Regions from separate parts of the Mus musculus genome. Here all the other regions are linked to region 3. Evidence: chromatin loops called from intact Hi-C (ENCODE). Cell type or tissue: gastrocnemius. All regions are shown on one strand. Each heading gives the region's core, and the rest is flanking DNA. Links, peaks and the distances in the headings are about the cores only. Region 1 holds the start of Rbp7 (retinol binding protein 7, cellular). Region 2 overlaps Ube4b (ubiquitination factor E4B). Region 3 overlaps Ctnnbip1 (catenin beta interacting protein 1). Region 4 overlaps Ube4b (ubiquitination factor E4B).

Region 1 (6,058 bases), core at 513-5,512, 89 kb after region 3:
TGCTGGGCAGAGTGCAAGACCCGGGGACACTGTCATGGTAAATGACGTGAACCCACAGTCATGCCTTTCAGTCAACAAACAGGGAAATGGACGAGGCATGGACTAGGAGAGGGAGAGGGAGATGGAGACAGAGAGGGAGAAGACATAAAACATATGCAAATTATAAACAGGTTTTTGGGGTTTTTTTGTTTTTTGTTTTTTTGTTTGTTTGATTGATTTGGTTTTATTTGGTTTTTCAAAACAGGATTTCTCTGTGCAGTTCTGGTCATCCCGGAACTCATTCTGTAGATCAGGCTGGCCTTGAACTCAGAAATCTGCCTGCTTCTTCCTCCTGAGTGCTAGGATCAAAGATATGTGCCACAACAGCCAACCTGAAAAAAAAAAGTTAACAAAGTTGTGAGTTTTTGTCAGTGCTAGCTGTGTCACCATGGGTGTCCATGATGCCTGTTAACTGATGTGGAAGGACCCTGTACCGTTGGCAGAGTTTAGGTCTTGGAGTGTGTGACAGGAGACATGAGTGGGCCCAGCACAGGCAGGCATTTCTGCTTTTGACTGTGGATGTCTGATAGCTTCACGTGCCTGTGACCCTGGCTTCCCTGCAAGGCTGGACCATAACTTGGAATGGTGAGTTAAAACAATCCCTTCCCCGATAAGTGGCTTTTGTATGAGTATTTCATCACAGCAACAGGTAACAAAACTAAGACCCACCCGCTTGCTTTTACGGTGCAGACACAGAGCCCAGGGCCTCAGTGCAAGCTCTCTGTCACTGAGCTGCGTCTCCAGCCTGGTTTCCAGTTTCCTTCTTTTGAATTTTGAAAGGTTTAGGACTCTGGTGGAAGTGATGTCACCTAACTTCTGAGATCGCTTTGTAGGACACAGGGCAGCACCTTTGTGGTTCTCTTGGGACTCTTAGAGAACTCAACCTCCATGCTATCTGGGATCCCTAACAGTCCATAAAGAGCCTATAGCTTACCAGACCCAGCCCTCAGCTCTTTTTTTTTTTTTTTTTTAAGATTTATTTCTTTATTTCATGTGTGTGAGTACACTGTAGCTGTCTTCAGACACACCAGAAGAGGGTGTCAGATCCCATTACAGATGGTTGTGAGCCACCATGTGGTTGCTGGAAATTGAACTCAGGACCTCTGGAAGAGCAGTCAGTACTCTTAACCACTGAGCCATCTCTCCAACCCCTGGCCCTCAATTTTCAAGTGTGGACAGATTTCCAGCTAACACACAGTCAAGTCTGACCAGCTGGTCTAACCTGAGCAGGGTAAAAGAAATGAGTTCCTGGGCTAAAGAGATGGCTCAGCGGTTAAGAGCACTGACTGCTCTTCCAAAGGTCCTGAGTTCAAACCCCAGCAACCACATGGTGGCTCACAACCATCTGAATCAAGACCTGATTCCCTCTTCTGGTGTTTGAAGGCAGCTACAGTGTACTTACATATAATAAATAAAATAAATCTTAAAAAAAAAAAAAAAGAGCTGGGCGTGGTGGCACATGCCTTTAATCCCAGCACTCGGGTGGCAGAGGCAGGTGGATTTCTGAGTTTGAGGCCAGCCTGGTCTACAAAGTGAGCTCCAGGACAGCCAGGGCTATACAGAGAAACCCTGTCTTGAAACCCCCCCCCAAATAAATGAGTTCCTATTTATTAGGATGGCTAGGTGCTGCATATACATTGATGTATGTGTGGGCATGCGTGTGTAAATCAGAGAACAGCTGGTTTTAAACATTTATGTTGACCCAGTCAGTATTTGATGCTGGGAGCTGAAAGCCATTCGTTTAGTTATTAACATCTAAGAATAAGGGATGACCTGGGTCACACCCTGGGCTCAGAGGTGTTTAAAGTTAAACTAAAGGAGGGAGTCACAAGGGAAACAGAGGTTGCCAAGGTAGGGTGGGGCAGGAGAAGGGATGGAGCCAGGAGTACGTGGGAAAGGAAGGAAGGAGGGATAGCCAGGGCTCCACACCCCCAGCTTCCCTGTCCCCTCCTGCAGTCCCCTTGGGCTCCATCCTGGCTCCGCCCTCGCCCCATTGACAATATAGGGCACCACTGCCTGTGACTCTTGGGCTTTGGCTGCGGACAGACACCAAACCATGCCAGCAGACCTCAGCGGTACCTGGAATCTTCTCAGCAGCGACAACTTCGAGGGCTACATGCTGGCCCTGGGTAGGACTTAGGGTTGTGCAGCTAGGGGGAGCTAAGGTTGGGGAGCAAGGCCTCGGGCCTCCGGGATTGAGTGAAGACAGTTTGTCCTGTGTGTTCCAGGTCCTTCTGTCCCCTGTGGGTTATGTTCTCGCTGGTCAGCTCCTGTCCTTGTCCCAGAGTCTCTGCTGCTCTGTCTTTCTTCTGACCCCCTTGTCTCGTCTGTCACTCATCCCATCTGTCGGTACCTCTCTGCGTTCCTCGAATCTCAGGTGCTTATGTACCCCTGCCTATCCAAATCTGCGTGGATATGTGGGATACGGTTGGGAGCGGCTGGGGCTCCTAGGGGCAGGGCGGGTCCTGGCACTGGAAACCAGGCAAACAGCAGCTGCAGTCTGCGTGAGAATTCAATTTCCCCGCCAGAGCTGAGCCCGCTTGGCTAATGGCCAGTGTTCGGAGTTCAAGGCTACTCCTGCAGATGAACCGGCAGAGTCAGCCTGAGCTGCCCATGTGTGTGGCGAGAGAGCAGTGCCCCACACCCTGAACCCTGTGGCCTCCAGTGCATGGGTCCACGAGAGAGGGTCTGATCACTGACCCTGCTTCCTAAAAGACTCTCGGTATGGCGCTGACCGGGCAACTTGCTCTGGCTCTATGGATTTGACAGATTTGGGCAACTATTCCTGCATGCAGAGCATCCTTGCCAGGGCTTGTATTGGGATTTATTTGTTCGGGTTTTTTTGTTTGTCTGTTTTGAGATAAGGTCTCACGTTGTAGGTCAAGCTGGCCTGGACCTCACTTTGTAGACCAGGCTGGTCTCAGACTTCAGGAAATCCTCCTTTCTCAGTTTCCCAAGTATAGAGATTAGAGACCTAAGCTACCATATCTTGCTGTACTGGGTACTTGAAAAACTTCCTTCAAGTACATAGAACAGACTTCAAAACCCCAGTAAGTAAAAGCAATTAAAAAAAAAATCATCCTTCTTTAGCGGCTAGAGAGGTGGCTTAGTCATGCACATGGCAGCGCACAACCATCTGAATGCCCTGTTTACAGGGAATGCGATGCCCTCTTCTGGCCTCTCTGGGCACTGCATACATGTGGTGCACAGATATGCCTGCAGGTAAAATTTATACAAGTTCTCGTGAGTCAAGTATGGTGGTGCACACCTATGATCCAATATTTGGAAGTGGAGGGAAGAAGATCAGAAGTGTAATGTCACCTTTGCCTGTATAAGTTCAAAGACAGCATGTGTTATGTAAAATCCTGCTTTAAAACCAGCTGCTCTCTGAGTTACACACGCATGCCCACGCATACATCAATGTAAATGATTAAAATAAAAAATATATATAATAAGAACAATAACTTTGCAGGTATTGACTTTGCAACTCGTAAGATTGCCAAGTTGCTGAAGCCACAGAAAGTGATTGAGCAAAATGGGGACTCCTTCACCATCCAGACGTGCAGCAGCCTCAGGAACTACCTTGTAAAATTCAAAGTTGGAGAAGAGTTTGAGGAGGATAACAAAGGCCTGGATAACAGAAAATGCACGGTAAGGGCTTAGGCAGCAGCTAAGGGCTAGGGCTCTCACTTAGCCAGCATGAGGCCCAGGGAAGATTACTAGCACCTTAGAAAAAGAAAAACGAAAGAACATAGGCTTGGGGCTGGAGAAACAGCTCATCAGCTAAGAGCATTTGGGCTCTTGTAGAGAATGGAGAGTTTAATTCCCAGCACCCACATGGTGGCTCACAACCACCTGTAACTGCAATTCCAAGGACCTCTGTGGGCACCAGCCATGCACATAGTACACATACATGCATGGAGGCAACACATAAAATTTTAAAAGATCAAAATGTAACCTAGGCTGCAGATCTCAGTTAGCGCTTCACTCAGTCCACCCGGTAATGTTTAAGGATCCTGCCATAGTGAAACACTGTTTCTCTCTCCCTCCTTGCAGAGCCTGGTTACCTGGGAGAATGACAAACTCACTTGCGTACAGAGAGGAGAGAAGAAAAACAGAGGCTGGAGCCACTGGATCGAAGGGGACCAGCTCCACCTGGTACTGATCTGTCCTGATCTTTTGAAAACATTTTGGGGGAGGGGTGGGAGGAGAGATTTAAATCACTATTTCTTTACTTGTATTCATGTGTATGTATGTGTGCCTATGTGCCTCTCTCTCTCTCTCTCTCTCTCTCTCTCTCTCTCTCTGTGTGTGTGTGTGTGTGTGTGTGTGTGTGTGTGTCACATGTATGCAGTGCCTTCAGAGACCAAAAGAGGGCACTAGATCCCCTTGGAACTAGAGTTGCAGGTGGTTGTGAGTGTGGGGAACTGCACCCTGGTCCTTTGCAAGAGCTATCTCTCTATCCCCTTGTTTTTTACTATTTAAAAAAGTTGTCAGCCGGGCAGTGGTGGCGCACACCTTTAATCCCAGCACTTGGAAAGCAGAGGCAGGCAGATTTCTGAGTTCGAGGCCAGCCTGGTCTACAGAGTGAGTTCCAGGAGAGCCAGGGCTATACAGAGAAACCCTGTCTCGAAAAAAAACAAAAACCAAAAACCAAAAAAAAAAAAGTTGTCATAACAGTATGTTTTGATCATATTCTATCCCCTCCCTAAGTCCTTTCAGACTTTTATCTCTCTATCTAGTACCTAACTTCATATTCCTTCTTTGAAACCAAAATAAATAAATTTAAAAACAACAACAAAAACAACCCCCAGACAACAATAGGCGCATGGAGTCCATTTTGCAGTGGTCACTTCTCCTGCACATGAGATATGCCTTGGAGAGCAGCTGATATACTGTGCGCCATAGGAGAAAACTGATTTCTCCTCTCCCAGAAGATATCAATTGGCTGGGCACTTCCTGTCATTTTCTTCTCAATTCTGGGATTTGTCTGGCTTGACTTTCTGCAGGTCTCGTGCATGCTGTCACAGGCTCTGTGAGTGTGTCCATACACCAGCCCCGCTGTGTCTGGCAGAGGCTGTTCCCTGGGAGTCGCCCACCACCTCTGGCTCTTAGAGTTTTTCTGCCTCTTCTTCTAAATAGATCCTAGAGCCTCGACGGCTATCTTAAGGCATCAGGTACAGGGCTGAGTGCTCCAAGGTCTCTCGCTGTCTGCCCACTGTCCAACTGTGGGTCTCTGATAATTACCATCTACTGCATGAGGAAGCTCCTTTTTTGAGGGCTGAACAATGCACTGGGATGAGCCCCACATGAGTGTCCTTTGTTCTTATTTGAAAAGAGATAATAGCAATTTTAAAAAGGTGGACAATTCCCCTACTCCTTCCCCCCCCCCCTCTCTCTCTCTGACATGCAGAAAGATCTTGAGGCAATTTTTGTTTTGATTTGTTTTTTTTTGTTTTTGTTTTTGTTTTTTTTTTTTTTGGTTTTTCGAGACAGGGTTTCTCTGTACAGCCCTGGCTGTCCTGGAACTCACTCTGCAGAGCAGGCTGGCCTTGAACTCACAGAGATCTGTCTGCCTCTGCCTCCTGAGTGCTGGAGTTAAAGGTGTGTGCTACCACTCTAGGCTGGATTCGATCACCTTTTTTTTTTTTTTAAGATTTATTTGGCCGGTCGTGGTAGCACACGCCTTTAATCCCAGCACTCGGGAGGCAGAGGCAGGAAGATTCCTGAGTTCGAGGCCAGCCTGGTCTACAAAGTGAGTTCCAAGACAGCCAGGGCTATTCAGAGAAACCCTGTCTCAAAAAAAAAAAAAAAAAAAAGAGAGAGAGAAAAGATTTATTTGTTTTATTTATATGAGTATACTGTCACCATCTTCAGGCATACCAGAAGAAGGCACCAGACCTCATTATAGATGGTTGTGATGGAAATTGAACTCAGGACCTCCAAGAGACCAGTCTGTCAGTGCTCCTAACCACTGAGCCATCTCTCCAGTCCCGATTTTATATATATATATATATAT
Region 2 (6,058 bases), core at 352-5,351, 180 kb after region 3:
AGAGGAAGAAGAGAATGAATGGAGTGGGAAGGAGACGCAGGCATGTGATGGGGTGAGGGTGATAAAAGTGCTTTTATGTGCGTGTACAAAAAGGCCGTCATGAAACCCATCATAGGTAACATGTGCTAAAAAGGAAATAAATAAGAAGGCCCTAGATCTCACTGCGGGCATTGTCGGCTGGCAGCACGCCTTCGCCTTGCTTTCTGTCTGTACACTCATAACTCTTGGTTTAAAGACCGTCGGCTTCTTACGTTTGTAAAAGCACAGTCCAGGCCTTTGACCCAGCACTCTCCAGTCCGAGGCAAGTAAGTCTCTATGGGTTTGAAACCAGCCTGGCCTATACGGTTAAGTTCCAGGCTAGACTTCATCTCATTGGGGGGCTAGGGGGGTCAGGGGGAGAAGGAAGGAAGAAAGAACAATTCAGGATTCAAGAAGAAAAACTCTCTGTAAAGCGGTTCTACTCTGCAGTTGGTGACCTCGGTCTTTGGTGGTGTCTTGTGGACACAGGAACAATAAGGGAGCACCTGAGCTGCTCATCTTTAGGCGAATCCGGAAATTCGCGTGGGAAAACGTCATTGTCTCTGGAGAGTTAAGAGAGGCAGCCTTTGGGGGGGGGGGGTGACCCTTAATTAGAAGGATTTTCTTTTTTCGTACAAGCCAGCAATGAAGAACCCAGAGTAACTTTAAAATCAGGTCAAAAATTAGCTGAAGGGACATTTTGTGCTTATTTTATTGATAAACTTATGCTGAGACCATAATAAAGTGACCTTAGGTGGCTTTGTAAAGGACATGGCATGAACTCAGTGGCAGCAAACAGCACAGATAGGCCTCTGAGTCACAGAAAGCTGGTGCTCTCTCGGGCTGGCTGGCTGGCGTGAGTGCTGTTGTCTTCCTGTGTTTGAGGTTTCTTTGGAGAGAATGCGAAGGAAAGGGACTGGAGACCCCAGACCACGTCCTGCCTTTTACCTAACAGGTGCGGCAACTATGACCTGGCTAAGTCCTTGACTGGAATTTCTACTTCCTCTAATGTTTGAGTGATGTTTCCAAATGAACAAACAGAAGTAAATAGCAACTTAATGTAAGGGCTGGAGATTAGCGTTGAAGCTTCTATCTCCCCTGGAGGCTCTTACTTGGAAATAAAAGAGTAACGTTTAGTATGCAGGTCACAACAACAGTATGGTGCCTAGGCAGGCAAGCTGTCTCTAGGCAGAAATGCTTGCTTTGTAAGCCTGACGGCTTGAGTGTGGTTCCTGAACCCGAAAGGGAAGACACCTAATAGTTGCCCTCTGATCTCACATTCATATGCACACATACCTACTTATACAACATATTATATGAACACAGTAAGATTAAAATTTAAAAATAGAATCCTTGATGATAACAATTTATGCTTATTCATATTTTGCCTGTTTATTATCAATTAAACTCTTACTTACACAGGAGGATAACTCTACTAAAAAAAGTAAATTTTAAATATTTTTTGGATGGACAGTTAATGGCGTTTATCTGTGTGACTGTAGAAGTTTTGCCTTCTTGATTGCGGTTCTGGCATCTCTTGCCTGTGTTGAGTGTTTTCAGATTGCTTAAGAAAGCACAAATACCATCCACCCTGATTACTTGAGTTACAGAGACCAGAATGATCTCTTCCAGCGCTGTTCTGATACCTGGCTGTGCTCTGCGCAGGTGTGCGCTATCTTTCTATCCCGTTTCTCCTGTGCTGAAACTTCCCTGGGATGGGATGAGCTTTGTGGCCTGAGGGATTGGTACAGGTTTCTAGTAGGTTTATACTACGCGCCCTTTACAGCTGTGGTTCACGTTGCCGGCTGCTGTGTACCTTCTCCTCGTGATGGTGTTAGTCTTAGATGCTAGCCCACTCCTAATTGTGTGGCTCAGTGAGAAGGCACTGTTAAATTTGAAGGTGAGCTGTGCTGAGCAGCAGGGCTTGGCCACTGTCACCAAATCAGTGCCAGCCTTGTGTGTCTGACTACCCTTCAATTTCCTGGTCAGGTGACTGTGTTAGCAAGACATTCTTACTAAAAATAAAATTTTCAGTTTGAACATTCATCAGCTGTCTCCTTGTTCTCAGTTGAATGCAACAGAGGGAAACAATTTCTTAAGTGTTGGTGGATTCGAGGAGAAAGTGGAACACTTAGTGTGATTTCCATGCAGATCATGGGTGTGTGTTAATCAGCAACACTGTGGGGGCAGGGCAAGTGGGAGTGCTGAGGTGTGCAGCAGGACCCTCCCCCCACGCTCTCAGCCGCCCTGTCTGCGCCCTACAGGCCGTGGGCCCTGCCAGAGTGCTGCTAGTGCTCAACGCTCGTCCTTCCCTGCACAGCTGAGCTCTGGTGCTGCTTGGACAGTTGTCCTGGTGGACCAGCCACACCAAAGAGTTGTAGAGTTGTTTTTATGGATGGGGAAAACCAGTGTGTCTTGGGGGGAGGGGGGGATGGGGCAGGGGAGAGTGCAAGTGTGTGGACTACAGACTGGTAGTCATCTTCAGAGCCTGCGTGCTAACCTTTCTCACACCTAACGTTTGTGGTTCTCTTTCTTACAGATCTTTATCCCCATTTTACAAGGCCTGGCGCTGGCTGCCAAAGAGTGCTCCTTGGAAAGCGACTACTTTAAGTACCCCCTCATGGTAAAAGCTCAATCTTTCCTTTTTAATTGATATATAAATAATCCCCTCATGGTAAAAGCATATTCCTTTTTTTTTATCAGATCTGTGTTTAACCTTGTTTTTCCTTTTCTTTCTTTTTCTTTTTTTTCTTTTTCCCTTTCCTTTCCTTTCCTTTCCTTTCCTTTCATTTTTTTCTTCCTTTCTTGAGACACAGTCTCATGTCTGCGTTAGCTCATGGCCCTGCGCCCTCCTCTCGAGTGCTGAGATTACAAGTGTAGATCACTCTCACCTTCAGATGTAAAACCTGAGACCCTGCTATAGGCCAGACACTTGTGTGACTGTGTCCTGAGCCACCCTAGTGTATTGGCAGCTTTCCATGCCCCGCCACTGCCAGTCCTAGACAGCAGCGAGTGAGGCACTGTGGGAATGTGCCTTGCTATTCTGGGGAGCCAGCACAAAGGATGACTGTCAGAGGCATCTTGCTGGTTTACAGAACAACAAGCAAGCCATACTTGGGATTTGAACATCAAGCATCATGAGATAGCTTGCTCTTGAGTTACTAGATGCTTGCTGTTCAGGCCTGACAACTGGAACCCACGTCAAGATGAGAGAGAGATCCCACATACATACTCAACTCCCCCTTTCCCCGGACACACACACACAGTAATAATAAATGGAGACGCAACATAGGATTGGGGCTGGGAAGACAGCTTAGCAGTCAGGAGTGTCTGATGCTCTTCCGCATGGCTCGAGTGTGGTTTGCAGGACAGCCTGGAACTCCGGCTCCAGAGGATTTCCCTCTTCTGCCTTCACAGGTGCTGCCGAGCACTCAGGAGGCATATACCTGGCACACACAAATAAAAATAAATCTTTAAAAAATCCCCAACAGATCATTTTAGTATCTTCCTGTGTTGTGCAGGCTGGCCGTGTGGTCATGAACCTGCATCATTATCCCGAATGCTAGGATGACTGCTTTGTGTTGCCATGCCCGACTGGGCCAGAGAGATGATCCAGCAGGTTAAAATACTTGCCACACAACCCTGTGACCTGAGTTTGCTTTCTCGGAATCAACATTAAAAGACAGGTGTGCTGCCTACTATCTGTAGTCACAGGATAGCTAGGGTAAGATAAGAGGCTGGTACAGGATAATTGTGGGCTAGCTAGCTTGGAGCAGCAAAGCACAATAGTAGAAAAAGGAGATTCTGCCCCAAAACCTGGTGCAGGGCACTAACCAACTGCTGAGCAGTTTTACTTTGACATCTAGATAGGGGCTTTGGCATGTGTGCGCCTGTCTATACATGTGCGTGTGCACATGCACACACACACACACACACATACACACATAAGCGCACACTAAGTGAGTAATTTTTTAAAATTTTAATAGCCTGTTAATACAGGTTAAGGAGTTGATTTAGTAGCTAAAGTGCTTGCCTGGCAAGCAGGAGGACTAAACCCACATAAATCTCGGTGTGTCTGTAGCCTGCCTGCCATTGAGGCCACACATCTCATCCGTGGTCTTTGTTTCCAAGTAGATGTGCCTGGTGCCCCGTGGTGCTCAGAACAACCATAGACTATAATAAGAGTCTTTAGCCAGATTCTCACCGAGGACTCAACTGTTATAAAATACTGCTGTCCATACAAGAGGCATCGTGGTCCATGACTTTCATCCCATCACTTGGCAGGCAGAGGCGGGTGCACCTGATCACTGTGAGTTCGAGGCCATCATGGGCTACATAGTTCCAGAACAGCCAGAGCTCTATAGAGAGGCCCCATCTGGGGAAAACAAAACAAAAAACCTTACCAAACAGCAACAAGTGAGAGGTTCTTTTCTGTCTGACATTTGCTGCTTTGAAATTTTGAGAGATGAATGTCTTTTGGTATTTTTGTTACAGGATTATAATAGAAAAAATATAAAACCATGGAACTCACTCACTATATGACTTACATACAGGTACAACTTTGTATAGGATGAGGCCATAAAGAAATTGAAACTCTATGTTTGTTCCTTTACTAACTCTTTTCGTTTAATTCCATTTTGTGGATCACTCATAATATTGGGGATGTGCCCTGGGTACCCTAGGCGCTTGTAAAGCAAGCTCTCTTTCCTTAGGATATTCGTAATTCAGGGTAAAAGTCGCATCATCACAAAACATCTTCACAGTTAATCTGTGGCAGATGGTCACATAGGTAACAGAAGGGCTACTGTTAGAAAATCAAGACAAACGGGCAGTGGTGGTACACACCTTTAACCCCAGCAACCGGGAGGCAGAGACTGGCGGATCTCTGAATCAAGGCCATCCTGGTCTATAGAACTAGTTCCAAGGACAGTGAGGGCCACACAGAGAAACCCTGTCTCAAAACAAATGGAAAAACAAGACCTTCATAGCAGTAACAAGGAGAAGTTCATAATAATGTTGGGAATGAGGTGAAGCTGAACCGAGTGTGGTAGTTCACGGTCAGCAGCTTTGGAGATCTGAGCCGTCAAGGTCATGGGTTGGCCAGCCTGCGCTACAGAGTGTCCATTTACACAAAGGCAAGAACAAAAGCCAGGTGTCTGGGTTCACCTTGATCCCTGCACAGTCTGAGCAGGAGGATCAGGAGCTCAGGGTGTCTTTGATCCCAGCACAGTGTGACATTATACTGGGCACACAACATCCTGCCTGAAATCTCACTTTGAGCCGGGTGCACTATAGTTGAGCAGTTGAGGCTGAGGGAGGACGATCATTCCAGGACTTCCTAGTGAGAAAGTCCAGAGAAGTCTGTGCTACATAGTGAGATTCTGTCTCCAAAAAAATCAAGAAAGTAGACAAATAAAAACTTTGAGCATGTTTCTGGGGCTGTTTGTTATAAACTGTATGGCTGGGCACAGGAAGTGGAATCTGCTGCTGCTGCCTCAGCGGGGATGCCTTTTAGTCAGTGCTGATCACCCTTGCTGTTCTGCAACACAGCCTTGGAACTGCTGTGCTCCTCATCTGGTTTAGCTTAGTGACTCAGTGACAAAAATGTAATGACAGGATCCACAAAATGCCCTTGGTGGAACACAGTCATCCTTTGTGGGGGTGGGGGTGGGGGGTGGGATTTAACTTGGGGCCTGCTGTTATGCTGGTACAGTAACGAGGGTGCATCAGGAGGGCATGAGGGGAGGAGGGCAATAGGGCAAAGAGAGGAGGACTGTTGGAGCACAGAAACAACTGTTGTTGTTGGATTGACAACTGGCAGACTCTGCTATGTCCTATGCTGTGACCTCCAGGGTGTTGTTTCTTGTGCTGGTGCTACTGTGCATGTGTCAGCCCCAGTATTTAAGAGGTTAAGGCAGGAGAACTGAGAGTTCTGGGCCAACCTGGGCAACATAACAAAGTCTTATTCAGAAGGAAACACACACATGCACAAGCACAAACACCCGACACCTCACACAGATGCAAACACTCCCCATCCCAC
Region 3 (6,058 bases), core at 494-5,493:
CCCTTGTGCTTGCTACTACAGCTCTCCTCAGTGGCCACCCTGCCCAGCTGCCCTGTGTCTGCCCCCAGAAGAGAAGCCTCTCTGAGGCCACTGGGGATCAGAAAGGAGGGCTAAAGACCTCACTGTCCCTGGCTCAAAATAAAAAGTGCAGTGGAGAGATAATCTCAGCAGTGCTCCCTGAACTGTGGGCTTGGGGGGCCTGAACTGGCAACAGGTGATCCCCAGGCCCACAGCCCTTTCCTGGTTCCCGGGGATCCAGGAGGCGCCCTGCAGCCCACAGGCACTCACGTTTGACCCCATCTTCCTCAGCATGAGCAGCACGCGGACCTTCTGTTGAATGTACATCTCCTCCGGACTCTTCCCGGGTGCTCCCTCGCGGTTCATCCCCCTGGCCCAGTTCTGGGGACACCTGCAAGGAGACGGGGAGAAGCGTTATGGGGAGAACGTCAGGATGAGGTACACTCTAACATCGACCCCTGTAAGTGATGCACCCCATTCTCAAACAGTCCCTGCCCAGCAGGGACCTCAGCTCTCACAGCACAGGAGAGGTTGTAGGAGGCGGTGGGTCGTCCATGTGTTCTGGCCTGGGGCCCAAGCAGGATGGCTGAGGAGCTCCTACTCCAGAGCAGAGGCTGCAGGTGACAGCCAAGGACAAATGAGAAACGGAGCCCCAAGAGTTGTAGGTTTCAATGCAAGGAACAAGCACAGATAAGGAGATTTGAACAGAGGTGGCTATATGGGGCCTTTGGCTTAAGAAACCCAGAGATCAGCGACAACACCCTGTGCAAAGCCCCTACTGAGCTCAAGCGGCCAGCTCCCGGGCAAGGCACCAAGGAGTCCCTCCATGGGGTGTCTGCCCAGGGCACCCTCACACACCCACCCCACCTGTCAGAGAGCTCCTGAAGATAGCCGTGAAGGCCAGCAGCTGTGTCCAGGTGTCTACAGCCAGCCCCAGAGAGAGCAGCCCAGAGCTGCCTCCTCCTCCAGAAGGAGCTGTGGGGAGAGGAGGCAGGATCTAGGGGCTTGGGTTACACACTTGAACTCTTGGACAAGTCAGAAATAACGCAGCAGCTGGTGGGGTGGAGCCTCCGCAGCCCTGCTACCAAGGAGCTGCACTCGGGGAATGAGGGAGCGAGCGCAGGACTGACAGGCTAAGGACAGTCCTCACACCATCTCCTCTCGGTGCCCCGTGAGTCCTAGACAGGAACATGCTGGACAAGGCAATCCTCTATGCCAAGGGCGTACCCAGGAATGTGCCAAAGCCTCGGCAGCAGCTCCCAAGTATCTACGCGTCAGCCGCTCAAAAGCCTAATGGGGCCCTCGCCCTGAAAGCCCACATAACAGGTTGAAAACCTGTCCAGATGGGGCTGACATCATGCCTGAATACTCGGCACAGCACAGGATTCCTTCCATAGTCTTTGTATCCACCCTTGGAGCCCTAGGACCCACACTCCTCTCCTCTGTGCTCCACTCCCTTCAAACTCAGCCTGGGCTCAGAAAAGGGCCAAGGTAACTACCAGGGCCTGGGAAAAGGCACAGCGGCCTCAGGCCTCGTCTCCAGGACACACCCCAGCCTGTGGGTAGCCTCACCTGCTACAGAACTCAGCAGAAAGTTCTGGGGTGGGCTGGTGAGATGGCTCAGTGGGTAAGAGCACCCGACTGCTCTTCTGAAGGTCCTGAGTTCAAATCCCAGCAACCACATGGTGGCTCACAACCATCCGTAACAAGAGTAACGAGATCTGACTCCCTCTTCTGGAGTGTCTGAAGACAGCTACAGTGTACTTACATATAAGCAATAAATAAATCTTTAAAAAAAAAATAAAGTTCTGGGGTATCTCTCCCTCACTTCACCTGTTCTCACTCTAGTTCAGGCACCAGTATTGCTGCTCTGGGGATGGACCACACTTGGCTTCCTGGTGGCTCCTACCTGGACCTTGAGTATGGATGCTGTGGCCCACGTCTCCTCCCTGATGCCTCCATCTGGACTACTGTTTGGCCTTGGCCTCACAGCCCACTCACATCCTCCACAGATCAGGAGAGACAACACTACCCCCAGCCTAGTCCTACCTGGAAATACATTTCCCAGTCCTGGCAGTTGCCCAGTGTGGTCAGCCTCTGCATCGGGTATCCACTCCCTGAGCCCAGAACTGGCTTCATCCAAGCCTCAAGGTACCTTTCCAGGGGAGCCAGTTGTGTGCCCTCACCTCTTGTCACACAGCCCTGTCACACTCTCCTAGCTCTCTGAGTGTCTTGTTGGGACGTCTGCTTATTGTCTCTTCCCTTTCTGCTGGAAAGCCAGGCTGCGTCTGCTCTACTTGCCCCTGTTCTCCTAGGGCCTGGCACCCAGCGGGCACTTGGTAAGTAGTGCCCGCCTGGCCAAATGGGGCAGGGAAGCGGTCTTCAGTGTCTCAGATACCCTCTCTCTACTGTATTCACACCAATTTGGAACCAGTGTTATTATATTAAGAGATTGAAGCAAGACCGGCATGGTGGTGCTTGCCTTGAATCCCAGCACTTGGGAGGCAGAGGCAGGCGAATTTCTGAGTTTGAGGCCAGCCTGGTCTACAGAGTGAGTTCCAGGACAGCCAGGGCTATACAGAGAAACCCTGTCTCGAAAAACAAAAAAACAAAAACAAATAAACCGAAACAAAAAGCCTTCAAACTGGGAATCAGAGCTCTTAGGAGCAAGATCTTCCAACCCTGTCCTGTGCTCAAAGGCTGGTCTGCCCCTAAGAAGCAGTGACATACCAAGAACAGCCACTAGAGGACGCCATACACCAGAGCATTGGAGCTTTCAGGTTATCTTGGTAACCCAAGAAGAATCCTGCTGTCCACCCCCAAGGGAAGTTCTCACAAAGCACACTCCAATCACAAGTGGGTCCCAGGGAACTCATATCTGCTCACTCAGGGGCTGTCATGTCATTGCTAGCTGGAGAAACACATTGTTCAGCAGTGTGCAGTCATTTTACACAGGGTGTACATCACGGCACCACAGCCTTACCCTCTATCCCAAAGAATGGCACACCCCATCCTGCTCGCTCACTGCTGCCCCCCCACCCCCCCGGGCTGTGAGCTCTCGGGGCTTATAGCAGCCGGGCTCCATGGGGTCTTCTTACTTCAATGTGCTTGCCTGGCACAACACTGTCTCCTAAACGTCAGAAGAGTCCTGACAGCGTTTCTAAAACTTCTTGCCATCTTGCATTCTGTTTACATGTATTTCTTTCTTTGTGTGTTTGTGTGCTCACCACGGTGCGTGCACATGTGAAGGCAGAGAAGACAACTTTCCGGGTCAGTTTTCTCCCAGGGATTGAACTCTCAAAGGACGTGGTAGCGAGTGTCCGCTGGTGGTGTTCCCGCCCTGCTTTGCTGCCCCTGCCTTGCTGCACGATGGGAAGGAACGCCCAGGGCTGGCTCTGGGATGGAAAGTGGAGCACAGGTCCCTGCCCTTCACATTCCAGGCCAAACGCTCTAGGATGCGAGTCTGTCCTAATTCACAGTAAAGGTGTCAATGTGCAAAAATGAATCATTGAAGAGAATGAATCACAATCGCCCCAGACAGACGTGCCACAAGCACATCATAGCACGCTTGGGTTTGTTGCCTACTGAAGCGAATATGTTATTAAATTTTGATCCTGGTTCTGTCAGGAAGTACATTAATGTCACTGGAGGATTCCTAGTTTCCCCTGTAGGGATTAAGAACTGGTCTCCATTAAAATGTGCCTAAATTACATAAGCTCACACTGCAATTAATTTAGATACTAATTATTCATCCAAGCTCAGAATCAAAAGAAATGATGCATCTTGGTAATGGCTTCAGCTATCCCTACACACTCCACCCCTAAAAACAGGCCAGCGCTTCCTTTCCACTAAGAAAATTTCTCAGGAGTCAGAAGAGAAACAGACAGGGAAAGTGGAAAGAAACAACAGGCAGTTGTCAATTATGCTAATGAAGGGGAGGGGTGAGGTCTGCGGTTTCCTATTATGTGGTGGTAAACCACATGTTATGTATAAAGTTGTGCCACGCCAGAAAATTCCATCTGACAGAGAACATACAAATACTAGAGATTAAGACACACAGACAGGCACTGCATGCACACGCAGCTGGTAGTTCTGAGGCTGCCCCTCTGCTGCAGGAAGCAAGGTTGGTCAAGGAAAAGAGGCTCCCAATCGCTGTGCAGGATCTACACAGGGAAAAGAACTGTGAGGTCACTGGCTGACACGGGCACTGGAGTGTGGGAGACATCAGGACACAGGCGTTGTATTCCCACCCAGCTACACGGACCAACATGGACCAGGCGGTGGCACTCTGGAAGAGTTAGGAGGCAGTGCACGGGGAGCGGGAGCTGCCATGTAGGTCTCTATCAGCTGATAAGGAGCCGACAGGCTGGCCCCCCTTTGACCTGCTTGAGTGACCCTGGACACCGAGCCACTTGTGCTCCCTATTATTTATAAACCTGAAGCTAATGCTGTTTGCACACTCACATTTATTTAAAAAACAAACATTAGTTTATAACAATGGGGGTCTTGCATCTGCTTAGAAAAATATAAAACAGAAAGAAGCCTTAAGCACAGGCTGGACCCTTCGGGGCACAAGGGTGGCGGTCCTCTGGGGTGCACCAATTGCCTTTCACAGTAAACCACACTAGGAAGCTGGGTGTGATGGCTCTCACCTGCAATCCCAGCACTTGGGAAGTAACAGGAGGATGCCACATGCTTGAACCAGCCTGATCCACACACTGAGTCCCCAGCCAACCACAGAAAGACAGTAACATACTCTGCCAAAAACCTAAACAAAACACTCACCATGAGGGCCAGGCATGGAGGCTTCCCTCTAACTTGGGACTACCCTGAGCTATGTAGTGAGTTTTGAGTCAACCAAGACTATAAAATAAGAACCTGTGTCACAAATATTTTTTTTTAATTTTTTCTTTTTGGAGACCAGGTCTTTGTACATAGCCTTGGCTGTCCTGGGACTCACTATGTAGACCAGGCTGTCCTCAAACTCACAGAAATCCACCTGCCTCTGCCTCCCAAGAGCTGGGGCTAAAGGCCTGTGCCACCATGTCTGGTTCAAAAGTAATTTTTTTTTTTTTTTTTTTTTGTTTTTTTCAAGACAGGGTTTCTCTGTGCAGCCCTGGCTGTCCTGGAACTTACTCTGTAGACCAGGCTGGCCTCGAACTCAGAAATTCACCTGCCTCTGCCTCCCAAGTGCTGGGATTAAAGGTTTGCGCCACCATGCCCGGCTCTCAAAAGTAATTTTTAAAGCATTTGACAATTTTTTTAAAAAACAAGCTAGGCAGAGTGAAGGAGCTAGACAGAGTGGCTCACAGCTGCAAGCCTAGGCAGAGTGGCTCACAGCTGCAATCCTAGGCAGAGTGGCTCACAGCTGCAATCCCACCACTCGGATGCTGAGGGAGCAGGACTTCTGAGGCCATCCTCAACTACATAATGAGTTTGAGGCCAGCCTGGGCTACAGCAGACCCTATTTCCAAAACACAAAAAGGCAACATACACACAGATACATCCCATACAGACACACAGACACATCCTACACAGACACACAGACACATAGACATACAGATATACACATACACACATACAAAGACACCCCCCCACAGACACACTCAGACAAGACATACACACAAACACATCCCCATAAAGGCAGATACACAGACAGGCAGACACAGACAGACACACACACACACACCCCACAAGGGCATGAGAGCTGGGCATGTGGCTCAGGGATAAGTAAGGCACTTGCCTAGCTTGCATAAATAAGGCCCTGAGCTCCATCTGCAATGCACCACAAAAACAAACATCTCTGCACCTTTAAGTGTATAGGTTTACACAAGGTTTATAGCAAACAAAAAAGAAATCATGTAACGCACAGAGTTTATAGAAACTACTAACTCAGCAGCACTGTGACATTACATCAGGTGGGCAGCTGAGTGGTGTTTGTTATTATGCATAGGTCATGGGTTCAAGTCCCAGCAGTACAAGTTAAAAACAAAACAAAACACAAACAAACAAAAACAAGAAAGAAAAGGAAGCCCCACAC
Region 4 (6,058 bases), core at 653-5,652, 190 kb after region 3:
CTCTGTGTGTCTCCTCTGGCAGGCGGCCCTCTGAGATGTTGCAGACAGATATTTTGCTTGAGAGTAGCACAGAACTGTTGATGCTGAAATTCAGATACAACTTGTCTGGCTTTTTCCCACTAATTGTCCAAGTTCCTGAGCGATGATGTCAGTGACTGACCTTCAGCACTGACTGATGGCCTCTCTGCTCAGTGGCTTGCATGGCCTATCTTCCTGTTGTCTTTATTCTGAAAACAGAAAGACCCTGACACAACCACCAGTGTCCCGAGGCTAGGCAGAGCTACCGAACCTAGACTTCTCATCTCCTGGCCCCTCACTGCCTACTCATGCTCAGGGGCCATGGCACTGGACTAATCTTCGGGCCGGGGCCCATCCTCTTCCACAGAAACTGGTACGGTGCAAGGCCTGTGCTGACGCTGGCTTACTTGACGAGAGCTTCCTAAGAAGATGCCTGAATTTTTATGGCCTTCTCATTCAGCTGATGCTGCGCATCCTGGACCCTGCATATCCTGAGTAAGTGTGCTCTTTGCCGTGCCTCGTCTTCACGGTGGCTACCGGGCTATTGTTCTTGAGTCATAACTAAACCTTGAGAATTTTTATAGTTATGCATAAATACATATGAAGCTAGATTAATATTTCCCCATGTGTTTTTTAGTGGCTGTCAGTTTTAAAATTTTGCTATAACATTGGATGGCTAGAAAAGGAAGTTTATAAATTGGAAGCAAAGTGCTAGAGGTGACAGGCTCCTGAGCCTCCTGAGCACCAAGTCTCGGAGAGCCGAGGACACCGACAGTCACTGTTGTTGTTTAAGTCAGGTCTCTTACGTTCTGTGAACCCCCTAGGTCACAGGTATTGGTTAGTTTGGCCTGTGTTCCTAAAAGACTGGAAAAGCTTATATAAAGTATATGCTGGCTTTATCCACCCAGTATGAGTTGCTTGAAATGACCAAATTCGACCTTTGGGTTTCTTTCCCATTTTAACTACTTCCTTAAGTCTGGCAAGAAAAGAAGATGAGGCAAACACTTACAAAACACGCCCAGGCCTTCCTCATCCTTTCTGCACACTGCGGGTCAGTCGTTTGCCTGTGCACTTTTACACATGTGTTACACAGTGAGGGCTGCTCTTTCCACATGGGGCATTTGGAAGTACAACACCCCAGGTAATCAGTGTTCCATGATAGCATTTGTAAATTGTGGGGTTTTTCTCCTCTACAGCGTAACACTGCCTTTGAATTCAGAAGTCCCCAAGGTATTTGCAGCATTGCCTGAGTTTTATGTCGAAGATGTTGCTGAATTTTTATTTTTTATTGTACAGTAAGTACTTCCCGTACTGTATGTTCTTCTGCTTATACACTGTGCCTGGTCCTCTGAGCTGTGTCTTCTTCTGCTTATACATTGTGCGTGGTGCCCTGAGCTGTGTGTTCTGCTGCTTATACACTGTGCCTGGTGCCCTGAGCTGCGTGGTGTTCTGCTTATACACTGTGCCTGGTGCCCTGAGCTGTGTGTTCTGCTGCTTATACACTGTGCCTGGTGCCCTGAGCTGTGTGTTCTTCTGCTTATACACTGTGCCTGGTGCCCTGAGCTGTGTGTTCTTCTGCTTATACACTGTGCCTGGTGCCCTGAGCTGTGTGTTCTGCTGCTTATACACTGTGCCTGGTGCCCTGAGCTGCGTGTTCTGCTGCTTATACACTGTGCCTGGTGCCCTGAGCTGTGTCATGGTTCACATAGCTGCGCTTCAGTCGGAGGTTGTGTGACTCTGTTTACCTGAATGCTGCTCAGAACTTAGAGAAAGAAACCCCCTTCAGCAGCAGCTGATTCCAATTTGATCTCCAAGACAGAGGCAGTGGCAAGTTCTCTGTGAAACCTGAGCAGTGTTTGATAATTGAACAGGCTCTGGAGAAATGCCCCAGGAAATGTCCAAAACCAAAAGTACCCACAGCTGTGTTTGAACCAAAACTGTCTCCATTTGTAAAACTGGAGAAGCTGCGTGTCTGGTACGTGGGGGGAGATAGGCAGTTTGTTTGGATTTTTGTTTCCTAAAATCCTCACTTCAGGGGCTAGAGCCTTCTCTGGCCTCTCAGGGAGACCCCTCAGGTCAGCTGCCCAGCAGGTAAAGGGCCCTGGACTCAATCCCCAGTACTACTGAAAACAAAAATCAAAGCAAAGCCCTTCACTTTTCATTTTGAAACTGTGAGAGGTAATTTCTCATCACCATAACTATATGGGAACTGGTTGGCAGAAGAATGTGTGTGAAATCTGGTTTCAAACGCAAAAGCAGGATAGACCAGAAACAACATCCAAAGTTATACAAAGCAAATTTGTGTTATGTCCTAAAAGCTGCCCCCAGCCGAGCATGGTGGTGACTGACACCTGTAAGCCCAGCACCTGGAAGCTCACACAGGAGCATTGTGAGTTCCAGGCTAGCCTGGTCTACATATCGAGCCGCTCCCTCGATCAGCAAAAGGACAGACAAGCTCTCTCTGTGCAGGCCCAGTCAGTGGTGGTAACGTGGAGGGGTTAGTTTTTGTTTTTTTGAGACAGGGTTTCTCTGTACAGCCCTGGCTGTCCTGGAACTCACTTTGTAGACCAGGCTGGCCTCGAACTCAGAAATCCACCTGCCTCTGCCTCCCAAGTGCTGGGATTAAAGGCGTGCACCACTACCGCCCGGCTTACATTTTAATTTCTTAAAATTTGAACTTTTTTTTTTTTTTTTTTTTTTTAAATTGGGGCAGGTGGCTAGAGAGATGGAGATCAATTCCAGCAATCACGAGGTGGCTCACAACCACATATCCTAGGATCTGATGCCCTCTTCTGGCATGCAGGCAAACATACAGAGAGAGCACTCATTTACAAAGATTGGGTGATATTTGAGACTGGGTTTCTCTGTGTAGCTCTGGCTGTCTTGGAACTCGTCACTCTGTAGATCAGGCTGGCCTCAAACTCCAGAGATTCACCTGCCTCTACCTCCTGAGTTGTGGGATTGAAGGTGTGTGCCACCACTGCCTGGCTAAAAATATTTTAATTACATGTATTTATTCGTGTGCGCATGGGGTCCTTGAATGCTACAGAGGTCCTGCTAACAATTGGGTCCTAGAGATGGAATTCAGGTTGTCCATTCTGAAGCTGGGCATGGTCATGCATTCCCATAATATAAGTATTTGGGAAGTAGAGGCAAATGATAACACGTTCAAAGCCAGCATATAGTGAATTTGAGGACAGTTGAAGCTATTTAAAAGATCCTGTCTTTTAAAATAAATAAAACCCCCACTTTTGGACAGTGAAGATCTTTTTGTGAAGTTTCAGTTATGGCTTTTGCTTACTTTCTAAAACACATTGCAGCCAACACTCAGGTTTGCTTTGAATCTTTGTGGCTCCAGTGTGCACATTGTTGAACCATGTAGAGGCACTCCAGTACTCCCCCTCTGCTGTGTGCCCCAGTATCCCCCTCTGCTGTGTATGTACTCCAGTACCCCCCTCTGCTGTGTATGTACTCCAGTACCCCCCCTCTGCTGTGTACCCCAGTACCCCCCTCTGCTGTGTATGTACCCCAGTACCCCCTCTGCTGTGTATGTACCCCAGTACCCCCCTCTCTGCTGTGTATGTACCCCAGTACCCCCTCTCTGCTGTGTATGTACCCCAGTACCCCCCTCTGCTGTGTATGTACCCCAGTACCCCCTCTCTGCTGTGTATGTACCCCAGTACCCCCCTCTGCTGTGTATGTACCCCAGTACCCCCCTCTGCTGGACCCTGTCTCCTTCCCGGCCTAGCGAGCTCTCCGAGACTCACCATGTGTTTTCTCCTCTTTACAGATACTCTCCTCAGGTGCTTTATGAGCCCTGCACTCAGGACATTGTCATGTTCCTCGTTGTGATGCTGTGCAACCAGAACTACATCCGAAACCCTTACCTAGTGGCCAAGCTGGTGGAGGTCATGTTCATGACCAACCCTTCTGTCCAGCCGAGAACTCAGAAGTTCTTTGAGATGATTGAGAACCATCCTCTCTCTACCAAACTGCTGGTGCCGTCCCTCATGAAGTTCTATACAGGTGGGTTTCAGAGTAGGCCCTGGGGTATGTGGTAATGTACTTGACCCAAGGTTGTTTCAGAGCGAACTTAAATCTAAATCTGTGACCTAGATTCACAAATAGATAAATAAATAATCCTGCCATCAAGGCTTTAACATCTGCTTATGTAAATCACTTCCTAGCCCCAGCTCAGAGCACAGGCTGTCGCATGCCTTCTCTCCCGGCCTCTGAGAGCTCGCACTGGCCACTGCGTGTGCGGCCTTCCGTTGATTTACACTGTTCGTTGTTGTTAGTCCAAGCTGATGTTTTCATCTGAGTTGTTAACCTGGTTCATTTGCTGTTGAGTTTACAGTATCTGATATATAACACCATCCTGTGGCTGCCTTTTCAAAGAGATGGAACAGGAGAGAGTTTGATATATGCATTCTAGGTCATCCTTGACTGCCACAGCAAGTTTGAGGCTACCTTAAGCTTCTGAAAAGAAGAAAAAGGCAACAACAGAAAGTGACTGGGCGGGGCTGGAGAGATGGCTCAACGGTTAAGAGCACTGACTGTTCTTCCAAAGGTCCTGAGTTCAATTCCCAGCAACCACATGGTGGCTCACCTGTAATGGGATCTGATGCTCTCTTTTGGTGTGTCCGATGACAGTGTACTCAAATAAATAAACAAACAAGCCTTTAAAATTAAAAAAAAAAAAAAAATTTAAGAAAGTGGTTGGGCTTCACCCGAGCCAGTGAGCTGAGCATTCTGGGATGCTCTGGGAGTCCTCCCACATTCATCAGCGTATCACATTCACTGAGCTCCTGCCATTTGCTAGGTACTGTCTGCTGTGCTCAGTTACACTTGGAAATGACAGGGTATGGAGAATGAGCTGTCTGGGCAGACTGTATTCCACATTTTGACTGTTTAACAAAATTTGACTTTTGAACTCTCGGGTTAATCTCTCCTCTAACAAAGGCTTCCAGTGGCTAATGGAAGTTCCTGGGATCTGCCCTGCCTTCTCATCCTGTATAGAATCTGGTACTTTCTGGCCATACAGTCAAGTGTCTGGCATTTAGTAGACCTTGCTGAGCTCTGCGGAGAATACAGCCTGTTGCTGTTGACTGGGGTGGCCTGTGTGAGGATTCCCAGTGTTCCCACTGCCTGTTTGGACTCAGGGTCAGCCAACTCTCCCACCTTGTAAGGGGCTCTGGGAATCTGCCTGCCTACTTCCCCTTGGTCACTGTTACTTTGTTACATCCCTCCCTTAGACTCTCCTGTGTCTGAAGTAAGCACTTGCTGACTTGAGTATTTTGATAACATTCTTTCTTTGGAGAAAGTCCAGTGCACTGGCACACCTTTTGGGGAAAAAGGTCATGGTCTCCTAGCCATGTTTCAGGATAAGCTCGGCATATTTAGGTACAAATGCCACCTTGTGTGTATTCAGAACAGGAGCAGTGTACACTGCAGGTTGGAGGCCAGTCAGGAATACTTAGTGAGACCCTGTGTCAAAAACAACAACCCAAAAATTTACTGAACAATCCAAGTAATAGCCACATTCCACAGGAGGTATATATTAATATTAAAAAATAGATTTTTGTTGAATCTAGTTAGTATTCGGTTAGTGGTCTGGACCTGTTACTGTAGCTTCAGAGAGACAGAGGGAGGGAGGGAGGGAGAGGGAGGAGAGAGAGAGGAGAAAGAAAGAACACACACACACTGGCGTGCCTGAGGAGCATGTGGGTGGATATCATCCACCCTTTCTCTCTGTCGTGGAGCACAGTGGCCTCTGGCCTGAGCCCTTCCATGGTCATGGGTAGATGACACCTTTCCTAATAATAGTTGCCACTTGTGGTCACTTGATCCGAATAGCCATGGAAAAGATGGGTACTATAAATACGTCCATTTTCTAAGTGAGGAAACTGGAGCTTAGAAAGGTCAGGATGCTTGCGAAAGGTTAAGGCCTGTGAGTGGCAGGTGCTCAGCAGCTGGACTCTAGCAAGTGTGCCTGGCTGCTCTTCTGGCCTTCACCCTGCTGAAACTTCACAGTCTCCAT

The links. Hi-C counts contacts between places; a loop is a spot of excess contacts. Peaks named below come from ENCODE experiments on the same cell type or tissue, not always from the same donor. Only the 100,000 strongest peaks of a DNase experiment are listed, where the experiment ranks them.
Region 1: a loop joins it to region 3, with 3 times the contacts of the local background. A loop is called at or near these places in 17 of 42 quality-filtered maps.
Region 2: a loop joins it to region 3, with 3 times the contacts of the local background. A loop is called at or near these places in 13 of 42 quality-filtered maps.
Region 4: a loop joins it to region 3, with 4 times the contacts of the local background. A loop is called at or near these places in 6 of 42 quality-filtered maps.

What each region holds. Positions count from the first base shown.
Region 1 is chr4:149,450,988-149,457,045 of GRCm38, reverse strand. Rbp7 (retinol binding protein 7, cellular) reads left to right here and starts at 2,078. Exons shown (of 4, transcript NM_022020.2): 1 at 2,078-2,168; 2 at 3,512-3,690; 3 at 4,096-4,197. The coding sequence starts at 2,096. In gastrocnemius, for the core only: CTCF peaks have their summits at 2,164 and 3,230 (motif pointing left); DNase peaks (open chromatin) are centred at 2,577 and 3,213; H3K4me3 peaks cover 1,294 bases; H3K27ac peaks cover 1,817 bases.
Region 2 is chr4:149,362,037-149,368,094 of GRCm38, reverse strand. Ube4b (ubiquitination factor E4B) reads left to right here. Exons shown (of 27, transcript NM_022022.3): 10 at 2,558-2,641. Among named protein-coding and RNA genes, the nearest start is that of Ube4bos3, 30 kb to the right of the region's middle. In gastrocnemius, for the core only: no CTCF peak of the experiment used is centred there; a DNase peak (open chromatin) is centred at 2,995; H3K27ac peaks cover 878 bases.
Region 3 is chr4:149,540,062-149,546,119 of GRCm38, reverse strand. Ctnnbip1 (catenin beta interacting protein 1) reads right to left here. Exons shown (of 5, transcript NM_023465.4): 3 at 289-409. The coding sequence starts at 384. Among named protein-coding and RNA genes, the nearest start is that of Mir5616, 5.2 kb to the right of the region's middle. In gastrocnemius, for the core only: a CTCF peak has its summit at 2,759 (motif pointing right); DNase peaks (open chromatin) are centred at 1,143 and 2,764; H3K27ac peaks cover 1,035 bases.
Region 4 is chr4:149,345,913-149,351,970 of GRCm38, reverse strand. Ube4b (ubiquitination factor E4B) reads left to right here. Exons shown (of 27, transcript NM_022022.3): 18 at 386-513; 19 at 1,215-1,313; 20 at 3,809-4,044. Among named protein-coding and RNA genes, the nearest start is that of Ube4bos3, 14 kb to the right of the region's middle. In gastrocnemius, for the core only: a CTCF peak has its summit at 2,826 (motif pointing left); no DNase peak of the experiment used is centred there; H3K27ac peaks cover 1,874 bases.